Regions from separate parts of the Homo sapiens genome. Here region 1 is linked to region 2. The links are chromatin contacts, found by Hi-C or POLR2A ChIA-PET in ENCODE. All regions are on one chromosome and are shown on one strand. The core of a region is the stretch at or near the end of the contact, and the rest is flanking DNA. Distances in the headings are between cores, read along the strand shown.

Region 1 (2,782 bases), core at 170-2,669, 580 kb before region 2:
TATAGGATATGTCCAGACTAGACAAATGCAGAGAGGCAGAAAATACATTAGTTGCCTAGGCCTGGGGCAGGGGGAAAATGGGGAGTGACTGCTAATGGGTCTAGGGATTCTTTCTGGGATAACGAAATTGTTGTAAAACTGATATGGTGATGTTTACACAACTCTATGAACATATGAAAAAACCTCTGAATTGTACTACACTTTAAATGAGTGTATTGGTACGGAAATGTGAACTCAATAAAGCTGTTTAAAAAACAAAACACCTAAGGTCTAGTATATACGTTCTTTGTGGAAAACAAGGTACATTCAAGACAAATAAATAACTATGAACTGATCTGATTACTAACCAAGACCATGCTTGAGGCACTTAGAATTAAGAATTTAACATACATTCCTTACTAGCTAAAAGATTACCCCTTTAAATATGTCTAAATCTCAACGAAAATGGACCTGCAGTACTTGCAACTGTCAGGGCATAAAATGGGATTCACGAAAGATACCTGAGTAAACACGTTCCTTTCCTGTACATGGCTGAACTGTACTTCCCATTACAAAAAAAAAAACAATAACTGCAGAAAAATACTCCACCGGGAGCCGGAGAAATTCTCAAAGAAGAATCTAATACTGAGCTAAGACAAGGGGTGGAAAGAATGAGGAAGGGGAAGGAGCACAGAGTAGGGGGAGGTCTCCATGCATTTAAGCCCAAGGAGTCCAGTTACATTAAATCCAACTTTTAAACGCTTTGTGAACAGGCCCAGAGGCAAAGTCCTGGGCGCAAACCCACGAGCCGAGCTGCGAGGCTGAGAGGAAGTGCTAGTCCAGCCCAACCCCGCACTGGATTTGGTGTGGAAACCGTCAGAGGTAAAAGGGATCGCTCAGATGGGGGGCCCGCGGTGAGGGCAGGAGGCAAAACCCCACCGCCCGGCGCTCCCAGCCAGCGCGCAGCGGGAGGCGGCTGTGCCGCGGGCCCGTCCTTCGCGTCCGAGCTGCCGCGCACGCCCCGCGCGGAGCGCGGCACCGGGAGCCTCCGGTGGGGCTGGGTCCCGTCTCCCGCCCCATCCGGCGCTTTGTCCCAGCCCCGGTGGCCGGCGGCCCCGCTGCGGGCCCCCGGGCCGCGGTGACAGCCCCCGTCCCCATAGGGCTGCGAGCCCGGGAGTCCCTATAGGCTGGCGACCGGTCGCCCGCCGGACCTCACCCAGGCGGGACGCGGCAGGAGGACGCTCGCCCTGCCGGAGGGGCCGCCGCCGCCGCCCGAAGCGCACGCAGGCCAAGCTCAGGCGCCAAAAGCCTTGGACTTCGAAACACACGACTTCCAACATCCTAAGCTTACCCAAAAATTCTCGACGAAATACGCCATGACCATCGTGCCGCCGCCGCGCCGGGTTCCGCGTCCGCGCCCGCCCGCCGCTGTGTAAACACGGCCCGGCCCCCACAGCACCCCCGCCTTTCGCCGCCGCCGCCTTCTTCCCAGAGACCGGCCCGCACCTTCCAGGGCGCATGCGCCACCTAGCGGCTGCCGCAGCTGGGCGAGCACTTAGACGCCACGGCCACGGTGTGCGCATGCGCCCTGTCCCCATTCTCGGGTGTTGGTAGATCTCTCTGCATCCCGGGCGCGGCTGGGTTGAGTGTTCTCTTAGGAATGGTGGAGAACTGGGTCCTTGAGGAGTCACCGGGGAGACTGCTCGCACTGTTTGTGGTGCGACGGGCACTGGCCCAGGGACAGAGGGAAGAGAAGGGCCAGCCAGCGGCAGTGGAGTCGGCAGGCTGGCTGCCCACTCGCTTTCTCTCCTCACAAGACTCGCTTCCCCGGCCTTCGAGGATCTCGAACGGACTATAGTCTGGACTCGCTGGGCTGGAGGAAACTTGGCCGCTGGCCACCCGGAGGAGACTGAGAAGCCTTTGGTCAACAGGGCGCCTTTCCTTGAACCAAAACAAAACTTTCCGAAGCCGGAAAGGAAACGCCCAGTGTCGCCTGAGAGCCCTGGAGCTGCGCGAGACCCAGGCACTGAGTGCGGCCTCGGCCTCTGACCTCTAACACGCCGGGAACAAACCAGCTGGGGCGGCCCGCAGGCCTGCGGGAGCGGAATGTGACCCGAAACCGACGGACTTCCTGACCCATAGTCCATAGTTCTCTTCAGCAACTTGAACATTTTGGAAAAAGAAACAAGTCTTAACATGCCACGACCTAATGGAAAAACTAAATCCCCTTCCTACACCTTGCTTTCCAAAAGTTAAAAAAAAATAGTTAAACGCTATTAGAGGTCTCAAGTTCACTGTCACCAGATCAGCTAGGTCCAGAATCTTCAGTTCTTGAAGCCAAGCCCTACAAATAGATTTATTGTAGCATATCACACCTCTTCAGGTGACTTAAAACAATGAGAATTCATGAGAAATTATCTTCATCCTCAAGTAAAAATCATGAGGTGCCTTTCACATGGATGAAATTGTAAGTGCTTGTTGAACAAGGAATAATTGGATAATGGTATTGTGGTCATACTTTTTAAGAATATCTGTTAGAAAGATATAGGATGCAGAACATCTAGGATTTGCTGAAAGTCATTTATTATGGATAGGGGTATGAGTAAGGTCATAGATGAAAAGGGATGAAACAAGATTGGCCATAGTTGCTCTATTTTTGTGTATCTTGTTTCTTTATTTTGTTTCTTTAAAAAGTCCTCATATCACTGACATTTACACTTAGTTTTAGGGAAAGTCAAATTTAGAAATAAGCTACAGCTCTCTAAGCTATCGGTCTAACTGGATTTTTCTCGATGCTGAAGAA
Region 2 (2,700 bases), core at 29-2,528:
AGAAGGATGTTGTACACAAGCTCATCGTCTGTCATCTTCACATGGCATTGGTCATGGCCAGACACAGCACCTCCGTCAGGAAGTTGATTGTGGACTTCACCTCATCAACTCTGGCCACGATGTTTTCATTGTGCATGAACAGGGAAGGGAATTTGCCAGCTTTATTCAGGCTGGGGCTGAGGATGTGTTTGATCAGAGTCATCATACTTTATGGCCAACTTCTTGATGAGCTTCTTATTCTGGTTGAGTTTCTTCAGCACCCCAAAGCTCACATGGTGATAGCCACAGCCTTGGCTTTATCAAAGTGTTGTTGGTCCCCAGCATACACACAGAGAGCTTGGGGCGGAGAGTGGACTAAAGTTTGCAGGGGGAGCACTTGTCCTTCTGAGTTCATCGTTCTTCAAGGTGATCTTCGGCTATACCCGAAAGTGTCCAGTGCTTGCACTGGTTCCTCTGTGGGACGCCTAGTACAGAGTATCTCGAGAGGTTTTGATGCTCTTGGTGCCTCATGCCACAGAAACAAGAAATGAGCATTACTGTAGAGTCTTGCACCTTCATTTAACTAACTGGTGAAACAATGAAAGTCACTGACCTTCAGTATCTTGGAGTCATGTGTGCCTTTAGGTTTTTACTGAAATTGCAGGACACTAAACTTCTTTTATAACTAGCCGTGTTTGTTCTTGGCTTTTTCTATTGGCCTCTACCACTGTGTCTACGGACCTCAAAACTTCTGATTTCTACCAATAAATTTAATATTTTTGAGAAGGACATTTAAAATGCTTCTCAAGATCACTTTGCGAATCACACCTTCACTTTCCATTTATGGATTTATAGTTTTCTGGGAAGAGGACACATCTTTTCCTTTGAATATGGCCTGGTCTGTCTTCCTATTTAGATTCACAGTTCTCCATCAGCAACCAGCCTTGATCTTGTGCCGTTAGGAATCCAAATTAGTTCACATGTCTGTTCCAACTAGTGCTGGAGTGAAACTCACACCAGGTTTTCCCCCAACATTCTTTATACTTAGTCTGTAACTGGACAAATTGAAATAAATAAGTTCTCCTAGAAATTGTGGCACAGACTTCTTTCTACACAGTCAAGGGTGGGGAAAAAAACACAGCAAAGAATTTTAAATACAGATGTTAAGAGCCATTGGAATCATAGATTGAGGAATGTTTAGGTCTTAGCATCACAGAATTTGGAGTGAAAATGCCCTTTTGATGAGACACAAATCAACTTCCTCATTTTGTGGGTGAGACCAAGACAAGTCAGACAGCTGCTCAGCTTGCCCAGCCAGCAAGTGACAAGGCCGAAATGCAGCTTTCCTGACTACTGGGCCACAGTCTTTCTTCTTCTAGGCTGCCTCCTTTCCTAATCTAGTTGAAAGAAGACATTTACTTAGAAGATTAATATCCCAGAAGTCACTTTGCTTGTCACCTATCACAAAGGAGGAACTGAGTCTCAAGGAGATGAAGTGACTCGCTGAGGGTCACAGGGCTAGCAGGCGCACGCCCATCCCAGGGCACAGGTTGCGCTGCTTCTCATTGCCAACGAGGGCTCTACCAAGTAACTCTGGCATTTTCTGCCAGGGATGGTCAGAGTCCTCGGAGCAGGTGGAAACATTCCTAAAGTCTCACACTCTAGTGGCTGCTCTCAGAAATCCTAAGAGGCCCCCTTCTTTCAATACTCTGAGAAAACAGTCTGTCCTTTAAGACAGTCTAACCCTGCACCTTGTGTCTTATTAAAAATAAATCCTCATGATTCTCCTGGGTTTGTGACTTGTGTAATAGTGCATGTGTTCAGAGTAGTTGTATTTTATTTTCTTGCAGTAAAATGTGTCACTGTTTTCCTCCTAAGTTGGGTTCTTTTGTTTTTAAGGAATACTGCTGTAAGTGAGCTTGAGACCAGAGGGTTTTATTGTAGGAACTGAGATAGTATTGGGGACTGAGGTCACCTGAGAAACTGGTCAGCTCTGGGGACCCAGTACTGTCTCCATCGCTTTCTCACGGCTTCTTCTTCCTCGTGCTTCCGCTCAGATCTCCTCTCTACCGCCTGGCTTATCCTGCTTATTAGAGGTTTCTGAACCTCCCTAACTGTGAGTTACTCATAGGTTTTGCTTGCTATGTCCCTGACTTTCCTTCCCTCAGGGCATCTCTAAGGATATAGGAAAAAAACAAACTCTGTTTCTCTCACTATGCTCTCACAACATACAACGCTTCTGCGACCAAATGTGTGGGTGTATTGTCTCAACACCAAGCAAGCAATAAGTTCTGCAGCAGATACCAGCTGGGTGTCCTCTAAATCAATTCAGTTCTGACACTGTCTACCCGGAGATGGCGTCAGGTCCCACAGGTCGAGGGCTCAGTCCCACAACACTGTCCCCCACTTCCAATGACAATCACAAGCTCCAGGTTGTTTTACCTGTGCTCTGACCAGTCAGCTATAAATCAGGGGTCCCATGGCCCCCTCCTTAGTTTTGATTAATTTGCTAGAGTGGCTTACAGAACTCAGGGAAACACTTAGGTTTACTGGTTTATCCTGAAAGGTGTTACAAAAGATATAGATAAAAGCCAGATGAAAAAGAGGCATAGGGTGAAGTACGTGGGAAGAGGCAAGGAGCTTCCAAGCCCTCCCCAGGCGAGCCGCCCTCCAGGAACCTCCCCCTGTTCAGCTATCTGGAAGTTCCATGAACCCAGTACT

What was found. Hi-C counts contacts between places; a loop is a spot of excess contacts on that map. ChIA-PET counts read pairs that join two places held with the same protein, here RNA polymerase II (POLR2A). Pooled maps may share reads with other maps.
Region 1: a pooled map shows a loop between it and region 2 (4-fold over the local background). The contact joins the promoter of FCHO2 here to the enhancer-like site in region 2. A Hi-C loop is called at or near these places in 1 of 168 maps with a recorded cell type or tissue (head of caudate nucleus) and 2 of 50 pooled maps. POLR2A ChIA-PET finds 5 or more read pairs at or near these places in 1 of 52 experiments (AG04450).

What each region holds. Positions count from the first base shown.
Region 1 is chr5:72,954,678-72,957,459 of GRCh38, reverse strand. FCHO2 (FCH and mu domain containing endocytic adaptor 2) reads right to left here and starts at 1,419. Exons shown (of 26, transcript NM_138782.3): 1 at 1,331-1,419. The coding sequence starts at 1,363. It overlaps FCHO2-DT (FCHO2 divergent transcript), which reads left to right and starts at 1,576. Exons shown (of 2, transcript NR_186392.1): 1 at 1,576-2,446. RefSeq lists a silencer at 827-1,526.
Region 2 is chr5:72,379,594-72,382,293 of GRCh38, reverse strand. It overlaps the pseudogene RPL10AP8. Among named protein-coding and RNA genes, the nearest start is that of PTCD2, 61 kb to the right of the region's middle. Within about 2 kb of position 1,278, at least 6 of the 41 ENCODE cell types and tissues checked have a DNase peak (open chromatin) inside an H3K27ac peak, as active enhancers do.